Regions from separate parts of the Homo sapiens genome. Here region 2 is linked to region 1. A link is a loop called in an ENCODE intact Hi-C map of the cell type or tissue named here. Cell type or tissue: PC-3. All regions are shown on one strand. Links, peaks and the distances in the headings refer to the core of each region. The heading gives the core; the rest is flanking DNA. Region 1 has its middle 14 kb from the start of LINC01108. Region 2 overlaps LOC101928331 (a long non-coding RNA gene).

Region 1 (8,333 bases), core at 38-8,037:
GGCATGGCTGGTCAGGCCTGGGCAGATTGCCTACACGCCAAGCTGTTCTGGTTGATTCTTTGACCGGTTGCCATAAAGCGCCTTTGATCCAACCTTGACACTGGTGGGTTTCACAGCTCTGAGGGAGACACAGCCATCTGGCAGGCTATCCACAGTGGGAGCCCAGACATCAGAGGTTTCTGGAAACATCCGTGGGTATTTTTAGTGCCCCATTTCCCTCCCTTCTTCCCTGACAGCTCCTAAAACAAACCTCAACAAGCAAGGAGGTGCCTGTGTTTCTGCAGCTGGGGCCTCTCCGCCTCCACTCCTGACACCACGTGGGCTGACCTCAGCGAGCTTCTTGCCTTAGCTCTGCGATCAGCCTTTCCTAGAAGGCCCCTGACCCTGGATACCTCTGCCTATGTGCCTGATTCTCATAGAGGCTGGTCCACAGCAAAATAACTTGCAAGAGGACCAGGACGCATCTCCAGTGCCTGGAACACTGCCTGCACGTCACAGGTGCTTCATACAATTTGCCATATAAATGAATGAATAAAGTGACTCATCACTGAGGCTCAAAGCAGTACCCAGGCCAGTTGTTGAGACACGCACCCCAGCGTGGGCTCCGCCACTGCACTCTGCCTTGTCTTGCTGGTTAAACACGTTACTCCCGTTTTTCCCTGTGTAAAGTGGCATACAATGGAGGTTGTGCAACGGAAATGGTTTAGTTGGACTTTCTGAAAGAAAGCCAAATCTGGCAGAATCAGAGGTTGAACTTAACAGACTCTTTTCCTTTGACCAAAACTTTATCTAGGCTCCTCCAAGTCCTCTGCTTGATGGGGCCTGAACTTGGGCTTCCTTCTGTGTCCTCATAGAATCCAGTCTGAGCAAGAATTCTGCTCACTTTAGCAAAAATCCCCTCTTTGGTGCCTTACCACCCTTAATGCCTTATCACCCCGACCTGCCTTTTGCAGTAACTGATCAAGTCAGTTTAGCCAGAAACCCCTCATCCTTGATGTTTTCTCTTAGTCATTTTCCACCCCTGACCCCACTCAGCTCCCTGGTTATAAATCCCCACTTGTCCTCGCTAGAGTTGAAGTGGAGTCCGATCTCTCTCCCCCACCGCAAGACCCCATTGCTGTGGTCCCCATACCCTATCGCCATGGCTCCCCTTGAATAAAGTCTGCTCTGCCATTCTTAAGAAACTGAACCAAGAAAATTCTAGAAGACAGGAGCAGTCAGTTCAATCATCAACACCAGTGAGGCAGCAATGAAGATACAGAGGTGTAACGTGACTGGGAAGGAAGCAGACAGGGTTAGGGGACCAAGTGGGTGAGAGTGGCAAGTGACTGACAGCCTGGAGTTATGGGTGGCTCCAGATTTTTCTGGCTCAAAACTGGAGAATAATACCATTAACCAAAATCAAGAACATGTCAAGAATATGTAAAAGGGCACTTTTCCCTTAAGTACCACAATCTCAGCAATGGCAGGCTTGACTCCTAAATAATATCAAATCAGAAATTTCTCATTCGTCTATCTGAGCAATTTGATTGAGACCTGTAATACATCTTTGCTAAACCAGGCCACAAAATGTGTACCCGATCGATATATAATTCCTCAAATACCTATCTTGTTTTCACCTTCCTTCTAGAAACATACATGGCCTTTTTAAATACACACATTTTCTACAGAAATGCTCAGGGCACAGAGGGCTGGAGGTCACAGCCATCTAGGGATCTAGGGTGTGTTGCCTTCTGCAGGCTGTCACGGGGCTCATGTGGGCCAGAAAAGGCTTCTCTGGTCTGAAGGCAATACTTGGCATATGCAGAACGCCTGCTGTCAGCAGTTGCTTTTCAAAGGCGATGTTAATTCCAGCTCATTGTTCTACCCCATTTTCCATTCAGAGGCACAGCACGAGGTATTTGGCAGGCCATGAACTAAAGCTGCACATGTATTCCAATCTCTTTTGGGGTGGGTCCCGGCCTTGCTCCCACACTCTCCCTCTCTCCTCCCACTTTTAGTATTTCAACTTTCTTCCCCTTTTCATTTCTGCTTCCGACTTACATACTGCACGGGTGTGGCCTCGTGGAAAAGTAGATTGGTCTTTGGAAATAGAGCTATTCCCACAATAGGTGGAGATGTGGGATAGATTGGAATGATCCAAACGCAAATCTCAATCCAGATCCTGTCGATACGAGACCGTGGCTGTGGTGTAGACGAGGAAGGCTGGCAAACCCAGAAAGATCCAATGGACAAAGCTTCATCAAGCCCTTATCATGCCTGGCATTGAGGATGTAACAAAGAACAAGGGAGACCCCTGTTCTCAAGGAGCGTAGGGTCCAGTGGGCCATGCTAGGCCTGAGGTCACCTCCCTGAGAAGGAAGCCTTGTCACTGCCATGTTAGAGATGGGCAAGCTCAAGTGCAGAGCCATTACAACCTTCCTAGCAGCCAAGCCTCATTAGTGGCAAACTTCCAGGTCTACTGACTCTGCTCCCTCTATCACAGCTGCCCACTGGCTTAACAGTGGCATCAATACACCCATCCTGGATGACTCTATCCATGACTTGGAATGATCCTTATAACCTATTAAGCAGGAAACAAAATTAAAGAACCCAAATCCAGCTTAGTGCCAGTTTCTAGTGGCATCACCTGATGTGTTCTTTTTGCCTGCTGCACTGATAAAACCAATTCATTGAGACAGTGGTATTGCAGTAGAGAAAGGGTTAATAATTGCAGGGCTAGCCGAGCAGGAGGACAGGAGATATTACTACTCAAATCAGCCTCCCTCAGAACTCAGAGGCTATGGATTTTATAGATTGTTTGTTAGGCAGGGGGCTAGGGAATGGGGGCTGCTAATTGGTTGGGGATGAATTCACAGGAGTATGGAAAATGGTCCTCCTGTCCTGAGTCAGCATCTTGGTGGAGGCCACAAGACTGGTTGAGTCATGAGTCATGGGTCCAGGTGAAGTAAGTCGCCAGAATGCAAAAGTCTGAAAACTATCTCCAAAGGCCAATCTTAGGTTATACAATAGTGATGTTATCTATAGGAGCAATTGGGGAAGTCACAAATCTTGTAATCTCTGACCACATAATTCCTGAGCAGTGAGGAATTATAGAAAAGCAAGCTAGGAACAATGGCGGGTTATTGTTTAACTGTACCTACATTTTAGCAGAGTTCAGGCCCCTCCCATAACCATAATCTTTTAAACTTTTATTAGTTTTTCAAAGGTGGTTTAGTCCCTTAGCAAGGAGAAGGTTAGTTTTTGGGAAGGACTATTATCATTCTTGCTTCAAAGATAAACTATAAGCTAAATTCCTTTCATGTTTAGCTTGGCCTACACCCATGAACGAATGAAGACCAACAGCCTGTGAGGCTAGAAGCAAGATGGAGTTGGCCACACTAGATTTTCTCATTGTCATAATCTTTGCAAAGGAGTTTTAATCTCTAGCTTCCCTTTAAGTTCAAGGTTGAGGTTGCATAGAATAACTTGAAAAATTGGCCTATTATTCAACAACCTTTGTGATAAAGATTACCCCAGAGGGTGTGACCTTAACTCTGAAACATCCTATTATTCTAACAGAAAGGAGTTAGGCTCTTAAACCTGCTCAGTAAATGCCAGATCCAAATATTCTAGGAGGTGCATAGATTTGGTTACCTGGCCTCTCCTCTTGTTGAGTATCTGCTGTACTCCAATTACTACATCCATTTAATCACACTGTGACCGGACCCCACAGTCCAATCACAAGAATGAGTGGTTGGCAGTGTTATGACTAGGCTGTCCCAAAAGCCCTAGTTCCAAATTTACCAGGCAAGGAGAGCAGCAGGAAGACCAGCTGCAGAGGGGATTGACTTTCTTCCACTTGGTCAGGAGGCCGGCACCTTTGAAATTCAAAGGCACTTCCTTAAAGCCAAAAAAAAAAAAAAAAAAAAGCTAGTCCGGGTCCTTCTGATCAGGGAGGATGTGGAGGACGGGTGTGAGTCAGCTCTCCAGGCAGCTGCTGTGAGCTGATGGAGCTTGGGTGGAACCCACTGAGACACCGCACTCCAAAGCACCTACCGCCCAGTGTGGCTAGTGTGGGAATGCCAGTGCATGCCATCCTGCCTTGGGCTTCTCCAAATGAGTGACTGCTTGGCACCAAAGGCAGCACGTCACCCACTGGAGGGCTGAGAGGCAAAGCCACAAGCGATGACAGGCCCTAAAGGAAATAGCGTCACCATAAGCCAGACTGGAACCTTACCAAGGGTGCAGTCTGGAAAAAAAACCCAGATGCTGTGTCAGCTCAGCCACACCCAGCCACAGGAGAGCTGGAAAGGGAAAGATTACCTAGAGAGGTGGGGCAGCTTGGCGCTCTGCAGGGGAGAGAACCAACATCAGGCTTTGCGTTGACCTCAGTAAGAGCTTGTCCAACAAACAGGCCTTGAGTAAGGTGCACCCAGGTTGGAATGTGGGTCCATGACTCCTGATTGTGTGGCCTTGGCCAAAGAGTCTTGGCTCTCTGAGTCTCAATTTCCTCAAAAGTGACAAAAACAAACTTCAGAGAGTCACTGTGAGGATTTAATGAGACAATATGTGCACACACACACACACATGCCCCTAGGACAGTGCCTGACACATAGTAGGTGCTCAATAAATGTTAGTTCTTTTGTCACACCCTGCATCCTACTCATTCATTTGTGAAACCACTCGGAGCAGAGATCCCTGACAGAAAGACCTTCATTTATAGGATAAATGTACTAAGTTCAAGTCTGAATCCTACCCATCCATTTAGAAGCAAGAATAGAAATAGTAATTCCACAGGCCGCCCAGATGTGTGCATCCTTCCTTCCCAATGCATCACTGCTGGTTTTCCCCAGCATTCGCCAGTGCAGTGGAGACCAGAGTTTCAGAGCCTTCCACACTGTCCACTGAACAGCCCCACCCTTGCGCTCAGGCTTTCCTTTCCTATAGACCACCCTGTGAGAGTCTTGGTGAGCCCTGGTCTTCTTTCTGCGCATGGTGTGCCTCCTGTTACCCTCTTCATTCTCACCTCCCTCATCCCCCAATCCTCCCCTCCAGGTCCAGGCTCTTTTCACCTGCTAGGAAGCTGACCTCCTGTTGTCCACCACAGCTCCTCCCCCTTGGTGGAGCCCAAGCTCTCACTCTCCAGGGAATTCTCCATATTGACATTGCCCATCAGGGAGGTCTTGAAATTACATCTCATTTATGTTTCCAAGTGTACGCAGAGCCCATGACTGCCTTCCTTCCTTTCAATCTTTCCAAAATTAAAAAAAAAAAAATTATATATAAGCAGCACAAATCACCTAGCAAACCATGTTAGCAGGAATCTGCGATTCCTTTTTACTTAGACACTGCTGGTGTATAAGTGGATCCTTAGAAAAGGAGAAAGCTAGGGAGTGTCAGGAGGAAGAAGTTGCCCAATTCTCTGCACATGAGAACATCTAGAAAAAAGTAGAGTGGTAGAGTCCTTCTCCCCACACCTCTCCTCCAGCCTGTGAGCTTTGTCTCACTAAAGAAAAGGAGTGAGGGGTGAATAGGAAAGCTACCTTGGGAAGCCAGGGAAGGCAGGCCCCTCTGTCTCCACCCCAGGCACCTCACTTGAAGCCCTGAGGGAAATGAAGCTCTCTGTTTAAAGAAGCAGCATTTCCTCCACCTGCACCTCAGCTATCAGTGAGGGAAGAGAAGCAGCACAAAGAGTTGCAAATTCCCCTCGAGGTCAGGCAACCTCTAGCTTACACCGGGGCAGCTTCCTCAGCTCACTGCCATCCCCCTACAGCAAACCAGAAAATTGAGTGTCTCTCTTTGAGGCTGCCATGGTCCCTGCATGTGAATACACCCAATAGGAAGCCTATCCATTAATGTGAGATTGTGTCCTGTGACCTGGACATAAAATGGGAATGGTGGCATCATTCCAAAATGGCAGATTTGGCACGAGCCTTGGGCCTTGGTTCTGCCACCATTGTTATAATAGACAGAGGTGACATAGGACTGGGTCTCACCTCTTGGTGGATCAAAGGGTTTATTCTTCACTGCTGTTGGCCAAGGGCACATGGGAGTGTAATGGGCTAAATGGTGGCCCCCAATAAGATGTGTCCATGTCCTAAATCCCAGAACCTGCAAGGGTGACCTTATTTAGAAAAAGGGCTTTGCAGATATAATTAAGGATCTCGAGATAAGATCATCCTGGATTATCCAGGTGGGCCCTAAATCCAGTGATAAGTGTCCTTATAAGGGTCACAAAAAGAAGAGACTCATGGAGAAGAGGAGAGGCCATGTGAAAACAGAGGCAGAGATTGGAATGGTGCAGCCACAAGCCAAGAAATGCCTGGGGCCACCAGCAGCTGGAAGAGGCAAGGAAGGATCCTACCCTGGAGCCTTTGGAAGGAGCATGGCCCTGACAACACCTTGATTTTGGACCTCTGTCCTCTAGTACCACGAGACAATAAATTTCTTTACATTAAGTCCCTATGTTTGTGGTAGTTTGCTACAGTAATCCCAGGAAGTTAGCACAGGAGTAGGACAGATTTGTCCATCAGAGATTTGCCCATCAAGAGTCCTCTTTTTGCCTCCACAAACACCCCTTTCTTCTACCTCCTCTGCTCTGTACAGCTACACAGGTCCCCGAGTCTCCAATAGAACTGGAAGAATTGTGAGATACTTTGAGGTATGGTATGTTATTCAGTTCACTGCGTATGGAATTAAAGCATGAAGCAGTCCTTTTCAGGAGAGATATGCAAGCCCTCAGCATAGGGCGTAGCTCAGCATCAGTACCCAACCAATGAATATCCTCCTTCTCCTCCCCTCCAACACTTCTCCCCATTGGATGGCAAGCTCTTGTCCTGTCTGGGCCTAGTGCTTCAGTGACAGCATCAACAGGGCTGCTGAGAAAGCCTGGGAGTGTGTGCTGCACCAGGTGGCTGGCCAAGGGGGACATGGGAGCTGAATTCCACCACGCCCCATTCACCAAACCAAGAGTAGACATTTTTTTTAAGAGACAGGGTCTTACTATGTTGCCCAGGCTGGTCTCAAACTTTTGGGATCAAGCAATCCTCCTTGGCCTCCCAAGTCGCTGGGATTATAGGGGTGAGCCAACATGTCAGGCAGCCAAAGACTACACTTGACAGCCCAAAGTTAAGTGGGTTTTTTGTCAGTTTGCCCAGTTGAAGATGTCGTCTTTCAAAATCAAGGAAAGATACTATCGGAATGATGAAAAAAAATTTGAAATAGACTGTAGTAATGATTGCACAACACGATGCGTGTCATTAGTGTCATTGAATTGTACACTTAAAATTGTTAAAATGATGAATTTGGTGTTATATTTCTCACCACAATTATAAAAAGGTTAATACTGCAATATACCAAACTCATTGACTTATACACGTTAAGTGGGCAAATTATATGGTATGTGAATTATATCTCAATAAAGCCATTTTAAAGAATGCAAACAAATTTTTAAAACACATTTTTTTTGAGAGAGAATTTTGCTCTAGTCCCCCAGGCTGGAGTGCAATGGCGTGATCTCGGCTCACTGCAACCTCCACCTCCCGGGTTCAAGCGATTCTCCTGCCTCATCCTCCCAAGTAGCTGAGATTACAGGTGCCCGCCACCACACCCAGCTAATTTTTGAACTTTTAGTAGAGACGGGGTTTCGTCATATTGGTCAGGCTGGTCTCAAAATCCTGACCTCAGGTGATCCACCCACCTCTGCCTCCCAAAGTGCAGGCATGAGCCACCACGTCCAGCCTTAAAAAACACATTTTACAAAAAGAAAAAACTTAAGACTCCTATTAAACCCATTCCGTGAAAAATTTTTTTTTCAGAAGCTGTGTGTGCTAGCAGAGGCTCTCAACACCAGGCTTGCTCTGTCTTTCACTGGCCATTGACTGGTGGAGTCCAGCTTTTGGTGGCTGTTCGATGCAGGAGATGATGTTCAGCCACACATAGAAACCTCCGTGTTGGAATGCTGATTCTCTGGTCACTCAGCTCATCAGTCAGGCTGCCCACCTCTCAGACTCTAACCGTTAAAACTCCCATTTTCTCTCTTTTCTGTGTCCTAAAACTCGATGTGCAGGCTTTCTCTTTGTCTTTCCCATCTTAATTGGCACATCCTGCATTTTCCAAACCAACTCTTCTATTTCTGGTTTCCCATTAAGGCTTTAGCTTTGCACTGCATCATGCCTTTGATGTTTTGAGAGCTGTGAGCAGGTTCATAGGATGTTTTGAAGGAAGGAATCATTAAATAGCAACAATTTTCAGTACACTCTCTATTTGTACATAAAAAGTACAGGTAGACACAAAGAAACAGAAACAACTTGTCAATTCACCCCCTCACACTACATTGGGAAAGATAATCT
Region 2 (8,333 bases), core at 312-8,311, 190 kb before region 1:
CAATGAGATAACTCAAAGATTGAGGCTCTGCTATGGCTTGAATGTGTCCCATCCAAAATTCGAGTGTTGCCAGTGTGATTGATAGTATTCAAAGATAGGGCCTTGAAGAAGTGATTAGGCCATAAGGTCTCTACTCTCAGGAATGATATTAGCTGTCCTTATAATAGGTGTTGATAGAGGAAGTTCATCCCTTTTTGCCCTTCTGCTATCTACCATGTGAGGATACATCTCTTTTTCCCCTCAGGGGTTGCAGCATTGAAGGCACCATCTTGGAAGCAGAGACTAGACCCTCACCAAGCAATTAACATGCTGGTGCATTGATCTTGGACTTTCCAGCCTCCAGAACTGTGAGAAATAAATTTCTGTTCTTAATTAATTACCCAGTCCCAGGTATTCTGTTATAGCAGCACAAAGCTTAGACGGGCTCCTTACATCTTGAGGCTCCATTATCTCCTGGGAACTGGGAGTCCTTAGGTTCTAGCCATGGAAAGAGAAACAAAAGATGGAGAAGGCACACATGCTTCTTAATGGTCGTGGTTCAGAAGTAACAAATACTAATTCTATATATTCTACTGGCTCAACACAAATGCAGGGGTGTGCTGGGAATGGAGTCTCTGATTGGGCAGCAGGGATCAGGGATCAAAGATCAGGAAATATTCCAGGGTGAATATTTTACTAGGTGAGGAGGACCATGAATTTTGACAAACAGCCTTTGCTGCTCTACCCACTCCTCATCATCACTGTTAGACACAAAGAGAAATGGCAGCACTTTTTGTCCATTGATTGTAACTCTTTCTTTAAAGACTTTTAAGGCAGAATCTCAATTCATCTCTTCTATGAAACTTTCATGATTCAAAGGGAAGTCCCTGCATGGACACTGCCAGCTTCATTGCACTTCTGCCTCTATGCTTTTTCCTGAACCTTCTCCACCTCTGGAACGTACTTCAGGTAAGGCACCTGTGCCTGATCCTTGTGATGTCTTCTTGCATCTGTTATTCCTCTGCTTATTCACCTCAGGGGATCCCCTCTCTCAGAGACATTTGTTCTGTCAAAGAATTTACTAAGCATTCACAAACTAGTAGGAAGATAGCTTTTCTTTAAGAAATCTCTTGGCAGGCAGACCCCGCCCCCCAAATCATACAAATCATGCCCAGGACATCCCTATGTCAGAACTCACCAGGAACCAAAGGGTTCCCTTTCCTTATTTATAAGTCAATGTTAGAGCCAACTCACTTTTTAGAGGTGTAAAAACTGAGATCTAAGGAGGTTAAGTAGAGCTATGCCTGAAATTTCACAACTAGTTTGTGAAGAACCAAGCTTAGGATCCAGGAGTCCTGACATTCCACTAGCACTCTTTCCATTCTGTCATGGAGTCTTAAGAGCCAATACCAGTATGCATTCTCAACCCATGGAAGAGACAGACACTTAAGTGAGTGTGTGTATATAAATGTGCTGTGTGTGATGATTTTTTCCTGCCAGGCTTGTCATTTCCCTTTACCACCCAACAATTTTTATTTCTTAGAGCATGTAACATTGTTTTGGTCTCCACAGTATTTCCACTACAGCATGGCATTTGCTGGGTGTATTAGTCTGTTCTCACATTGCTATAAAGAACTACCTGAGACTGGGTAATTTACAAAGAAAAGAGGTTTAATTGGCTCCTGATTCTGCAGGCTGCACAGGGAGCATGGCTGGGAGGCCTCAGGAAACTGACAATCATCAGTAGAAGATGAAGAGGAAGGAGGCGCATCTTACATGGCCAGAGAAGGAGGAAGAATAAGAAGGGGTAAGTGCTACACCCTTCTAAACAACTAGATCACGTGAGAACTCACTGTTGTGAGAATAGCAGGGGGAAAATCTGCCCCCAGGATCAAATCACCTCCCACCAGACCCCTCCTCCAACATTGGGGATTACAATTTGCCATGAGATTTGGATGGGGACACAGAGCTAAACCATATCAGTAGGTGACTAGTTAGTAGTTTTTTTCTTTTACACAAAAGCTAGTGTTGACATAAATTATCATAGCATCAAAGATACCTAGAAATAAACCAATCAAAATATGTACAGGATATCAAAGTCAGGTCTAAATATTATTGAAAGAAATTGAAGAAGACCTAAATAAATTAAAAAATACATCACTTTTATGAACTGGAAGGATCTCATCACTGTAAATAAGTCAAACCTCTCCAAATTGATCTACAGAATCAATATAATGCCAATCTAAATCCCAGGAAGGTGTTTTGAGGAAATTGACAGGCCTATTCAAAAACTAATACAGATATGTCAAGTCTTAACAGTAACAGAGACAACCTTGAAGAAAAATGAAGTGGGAAGATATCGTGACTCACTTTTAAAAGTGCACCAAGTAAAACAGAGTCGTATTGGTCATGGGATAGAAAAATGGACCAATAAAAAGAATTGAAAATCTGGAAACAGATCCACACATATATGTATACTTGATTTGATTTATGACATAGGGAATCATGGGGAAAGGCTAAGCCCTTAATAAATGACACTGGTTCAATTACATATTCATATGGAAAAAAAATCTTGATCCCTATCACACACTATACACAAATACCATTCCAAATGTGAAAGGCAAAACAATAAATCTTCTAGAGGGTTTGGCAAACTTTTTCTGTAAAGAGCCAGAGAATAAACATTCTGGGCTTTGTGTGCCATAAGGTCTGTTGTAGCACAAAAGTAGTCATGGGTGATGTGTAAATGAATGAGCATGACTGTATCCCAATAAAACTTTATTTACAAAAACAGTTGGCAGAATGGATTTGGATCACAGTCCATAGTTTGCCAACCCCTGTTCTAGAAGTTAACATGGGAGAATATCTTTATGATCTTAGAAGATTTTTAAATAGTCACAAAATGTCCTAATCAAAAAGGCAAAGATACATTGTGGTCCTTTAATTTTAAGACGTTCTGTTCACCCCAAAATACCATTAAAGTACCGAAGAGGCAACCCACATAGTGGGAGAAATTATTTGCAACACATATAACGCATGTCCAGGATAAGTGAAAACTACAAATTAATAAGGAAGACAAATAACCCAGTGCCATGTTCAGGCACTTCACCAAAGGTAGCCAAATTGCCAATTAACATTTCCAAAGGTACTCAACTTTATCAGTCTTCAGGAAAATAAAAATTAAAACCACAATGACATGCTACTACACACCTATTGGAACAATCATAATTTAAAAGCCTGACAATACCAAATGTTAGCAAGGATTTTGAACATACACACTGTTGGTGGAAGCGTAAACTGGCACATTTCCACTTTGGAAAACTCTTTGGCAAGGTTCCTCTAACGCTGAGTACTACATGCATACTTTCTGACTCAGCAATTCCACTTGCAGATATGTACTCCCACAGAAATATACACAAAAGACATGTATAAGAATGTTTGTGGCAGCATTATTCATAATAACCTCAAATTTTAAACAACCTAAATGTCCATTAAAGGGACAGTTGAATGGGTAAATAACTCATAGTATATTTATAGAATGGAAAACTATTCAGCAGTAAAAATACATGAACTCCTATTACATGCAAATCTACTAAAACTTTCAAATGTAACAGTAAGTGAAAGTCACCAGACCTGAAAGAATACAGAATGTATCATTCTAATTATATGTGGCTCAAATGCAAATAAAACTAACCTATGGCGTTATAAGTCAGGACAGTGGTAACCTTTGGAGAGAAGGAAGAGCATGATAAATTGGAGGGAATATTCAGTGGGTTTCTTGGGTGCTGATAATGCTCTATTCTTTAACCTGAGTGGCACTTACACAGGTACATTCATTTTGTGATAGCTCACTGGACTATATACTTATGCTCTATGTACTTTTCTGTATATATGCAGTACTTCATTTAAAGGTTTTAGAAATCTATCGAAGAAAAAAAAAAAGCCACTGCCTCCTGTTCCAACTATATGTTTCAATCCCCAGAGCAGGTCAGACACAATAGCTGTAGAGATGCTTAGGTAGCACTGAAACGCTACTGGACAAAGGCACATGGCTTACAAGTGTTCACACAGTCTCCTTCCACTGGCTCAAAGACCCAGCTGGCTCTAATACATTAAACTTAAAAGGTCACCAGGCCTGGTGACCACCTCACAGAAGGAATAGATTCTAGATGCACCCAGAGAAGTTCGTCTCAGAACTATCAGGTCAGGAAAATGAGGTTGTGAAGTCAGAACTGTAAAGCAATTCTGTTGTTCTAGCAACTGCCTTACGTTGGTCTCTTTCCTGCTCCTATTCTCTGTTAAATCTTGTAAAAGTCTTTACTCACAGGACAAGTGGCTCTCTATACTAGGTGGCTTAGATTTAGGTTTCCCTAAAGATGGGATGGATTGATTGCATATATTTGGAGCTCTATTGCTTTTTAATACCCAATAGCAAAGAATCCTATTCCTGAATCCTAGAACTTCAACCTTCATAAGACAGCGAAAGCGAATTTTGACCCTCCCAATCAAAGTAGAAGAATATTTATTCCGTCTCCTTCATATTTTCCTCTTCTCATCCTTGAAATCTTAATTAAAACTTCCTAAATTCATTTCCTCTAAGTATACCACAGTAGCCAGAACCCTTATTGGCATTGAGAATTTTCTTTGGCGGAGGTATAATTGCTCCTCTGTCAGTGTCCGGTGGAAGCTAACCTGAGTGGCATGTTTTCATAAGCTTTGGTGGTTGAGAGAATGCCACCAGGATGGCAAGCAGGGGATGTGTCAAACACCTCACCTTGAAAGGAGCACAGGCCTTGAAGTCAGACAGACTGAAGCTCCAACACAGTGCCCAACACTCACTAGATGCTCGACCTTAAACAAATTACTTAATGTAGTTTAGAATCAGTTCCTAAATTATAAAATAAATAAAATAGTGTTTATCAGAATGGCATAAAGTAAGAAGAGGAGGAGGAAGAGGAGGAGGAGGAAGAAAGAAGAACATAAATAGCACTTGCTGTGTGCCTGGCATTGTTCTGTGTGCTATGTACATGTTGACTCATTTCTATGTAATTGTCACAGCAATCCTAGAACACAGGCTCTGTTCATATCACCAGTTTATAAATGAGGAGCCAAGGCATAGAGAGGTGAAGTAACTTGCCTGAGGTCAGATGGCTACAAAGTGGTGGAGGGAGGACACTGATCCAAGCAGTCTGGCCACAGGGTCCACGTTCTTAGGCACAACACCCAATTGGTTTCTTGCCCCTAAAGTAGAGGCAATAAAGCATGGATTACTCACTTCAAGTAATGCTTCTTCCATCCCCTTTCTCACAAAGTTCAATGGCATATCTAATTTTTAGGTTTAGAAAGAGAGAAATTAAGAAGATCCTCGTATGTTTCTCTCATTTAATAGCACCACCTGTATCTTGCTTGCACCTCCTCAGTGAACAACTATAGAGAATAGGGCTGCTTTGGTAAGTTCTTTACTCAATACACACACGATGAGCACCTATGGCATGCCAAGCACTATCCTAGGTAATAAAAGAGCCAAGGGGCCACGCCAGCTTCTTCTCCACTCTCCCTCTCTCACTGGATTCATAAGTCCACATGGAAATGCTGTGGCCTCAGGACTAAAGAATGAAGTCTGGGCCAGCGACAGGCCAATGCTCATACAGCCCTAACTTGTCCATCAGCTGCCAGAGAGGTCTGCATGAATCCAGAACTAAATCCAATCCTGGGTTATGCAGAGAGAGCCTTCTCCAGCCTGGATTTGCTCCTGAAACAGCAAGTACATTGTTCCTAACTCCAGGCCACGCTTGCCAGTAGCAGCTCATGACCTTCCAGAAGTTACTTTGCCTTTATAGAGCAGACTGTAATTTTAACTCCCACTCCCCCGCCCCCAACTTTATTTTTTCATCAAAAATTAATTTAAACACCAATGAAAGCTCAGAATCCATTCACTCTGATTGGCAAGAAAGGAAAGAGAAAAGAAAAGCAAAAACACATTTTGTTGTTTGCCACACCTGAACTGGCAGAGTCTTCAAGAGTTGTGCTGAGGTTGGAATTTAACACTCCCGCCTCCAACACAAACACTCCTGTGGTGGGGGGAGGTGGGGGGATGTGCTCACTAGGCCGCCCTCAGATCTGTGCGTTGATGGCGAAAACAAGGCCCTGAAACACATGTCCTGCAAAACTTGAATAAGTCATGACCTACACAAGGCAAACCTTGCTACCTACTGCTTCTCTTTTCCTCTCCCCACTTCCGTCTTTTTCCTTCCCACAGAGCTTCTCCTTTCCTTCACAAAGCTTGGGAAGCACCCTCTGTATAAACTAAACTGTACATGAAAATCCAGGTCCAAGTCCACCATTCCAAGGCCATCAGTACCTTCAACATGGGAAGCTAAGACTAAGAATTGGGACTTGGAGAGCTTTCCTGAGACCTCCTTTCCTGTCGTATCTGCCTTCCTACAAGCCCTTGTCTGAGAAGTATGTATTGAGATGGAATAAACTGTAGGACTTCTGGGTATTTCTCTCTAGGCTTCCAGCCCAAGCTTGTATCTTTGGAATGTTCTCAGGGTTGGCCCAAGAGCCATGGTGATCATAGCAAGCCCAGGCTCTAGTGATGTGGGCACTGTGGAAAGTTTCCTGGGGAGTGTGTCATGTTGAATCAAATGCGAATGCTTCCCCTAAACTCGATGTTCTTGAAGTTTATGTAAATAGGAGGCAGGAGAAGCTCTAGTAACTGCAGTTCTCCCCATTTGAATCATTGGTTTTACTCTTTGCACTGTGTCCAATGCAGCCCACTCTGCAGAGCAATAGGAGTCAATTCTGAGGCTCCAAGGGCCAGGAGGAAGGAGAGAGCTGACAGCTCCCAGAAGAGGAAAAAGCAGGGTCACTGTCCAGCTTTCTGGAGTTGCAGGATTGGTTTTCTGCTGGACTCCCCAAGTGGCAATCTACAGGCCTCTTTCCAGAATTACCAGACTCTGGGGAGACAATAAGAAAGAAACTAAAACAATTTTTGAAAAGTTTTCCAAAGTTGGTGAATGCTATATATAGCCCCCAGTTGGCTTTGATAATTGCTCGGCTACAGGGAGAGGGGAACATGATGTGATTTGTGGGTGTCTTGATTGCAAGTTTTGGCCAAGGCCTAGGTTGTTCTGAATTAAGACTGAGGAAGCAGAATTTCCCTTAGGGCCATGGTACTGACTTTGAGCTGGGATCTTCTGGAAGACTCCATAGAGTGGAAGAACAGTTGCCTATTATGCTTATGTAACAGGATTATAGATTCTTTCACTCTGAGAATCTTTGTGAAATGACCTAGGATGCCTGAACTTCATAATGTTGAGAAATCATCTAAGCTGAGGGGATGCTGGGTTGATTCTGGGTGTTGGAACAAATATTGCCACTTGGGTCTTGTGTTGTCTGAGGTTGGACTCCCCAGAAGCAGACCCTGAGTGATTCATTTAAGGAATATTACCGGAAAAAACTGGTTAGGGGTTTGAGAAGTGGGCCCCAAAAGGAAAGGAGGATGCCAGGACAGGGTGCAACACTGAGCAAAGCCCCAGGAAAGGAAACGCTGAGATGTGACTTACTCTCTCTCCAGATCTTCCTGTGTACTGTCACTGCTGTCCTGGCCAGGGGCCAAGGAAGCTAGAGTATTTACACCTCCCTCTCACCTGTCATTCACCGGTTAAGGACTGTCATTTCTATAAGGAAGTCAGTCTTCATTATTGCACTATCAAAATAGTTTCTGGACCGAGGGCAGCCCTCTGATAAACAGATATAGCTGCTGCTTGGGCACACCTGGACCTGGGTGTATGAAAATAATAAAGGGCTTGTAAGGGGAGTGGTCCAAGTACTAAGTGAGTCAGCTATATTTTGTCTGGGCTTGCTATGGACTAAACTGTGTCCCCACCAAATTCGTATGCTAAAGTCTTAACTGCCCCCCCCCCAATATGACTATATTTGGAGATAGGGCCTTTATGAGGTAATTACGGCTAAGTGGGATCACAAGGGTGGACCCCTAATCCAACTGGACTGGTGGCCTCATAAAGAGAGGAAGAGACACCAGGGATGTCCCCCCCACCGTCTCTTTTCATGCACACTCAGAAGAAAGGCCATGTGAGGACACAGCCAGAAGCCAGCTGTCTGCAAACCAGGAAGAGAGCCCTCACCAGGAATCAAATTGGCACCTTGATCTTGGACTTCTCAGCCTCCAAGACTGTGAGAGAATAAAATTCTGTTGTTTAAGACTGTGTGTGGTATTTTGTTATGGCAGCCCAAGTGAATAAGACAGTACCAAATAGCTCTGGGCTGGCAGGCATTGCTTTGGGTCAGTCATACACAGAGTAGGTATATTTATCTGTAAGAGAAACTCT

Evidence for each region. Peaks named below come from ENCODE experiments on the same cell type or tissue, not always from the same donor. Only the 100,000 strongest peaks of a DNase experiment are listed, where the experiment ranks them.
Region 2: it touches region 1 in a loop (12-fold over the local background); 5 of 110 quality-filtered maps call a loop at or near these places.

The regions. Positions count from the first base shown.
Region 1 is chr6:14,266,965-14,275,297 of GRCh38, reverse strand. No RefSeq gene overlaps it. Among named protein-coding and RNA genes, the nearest start is that of LINC01108, 14 kb to the left of the region's middle. RefSeq lists enhancers at 1,434-2,347, 4,183-4,327, 3,618-4,817 and a cis regulatory region at 4,250-4,260. In PC-3, for the core only: no CTCF peak of the experiment used is centred there; DNase peaks (open chromatin) are centred at 617, 3,017 and 4,137; H3K4me3 peaks cover 1,837 bases; H3K27ac peaks cover 5,716 bases.
Region 2 is chr6:14,453,862-14,462,194 of GRCh38, reverse strand. The region is part of intron 1 of LOC101928331 (a long non-coding RNA gene); the gene reads right to left. It also overlaps a transcript of LOC105374942 not described here. Among named protein-coding and RNA genes, the nearest start is that of LINC01108, 170 kb to the right of the region's middle. In PC-3, for the core only: no CTCF peak of the experiment used is centred there; DNase peaks (open chromatin) are centred at 2,694 and 3,344; H3K27ac peaks cover 2,068 bases.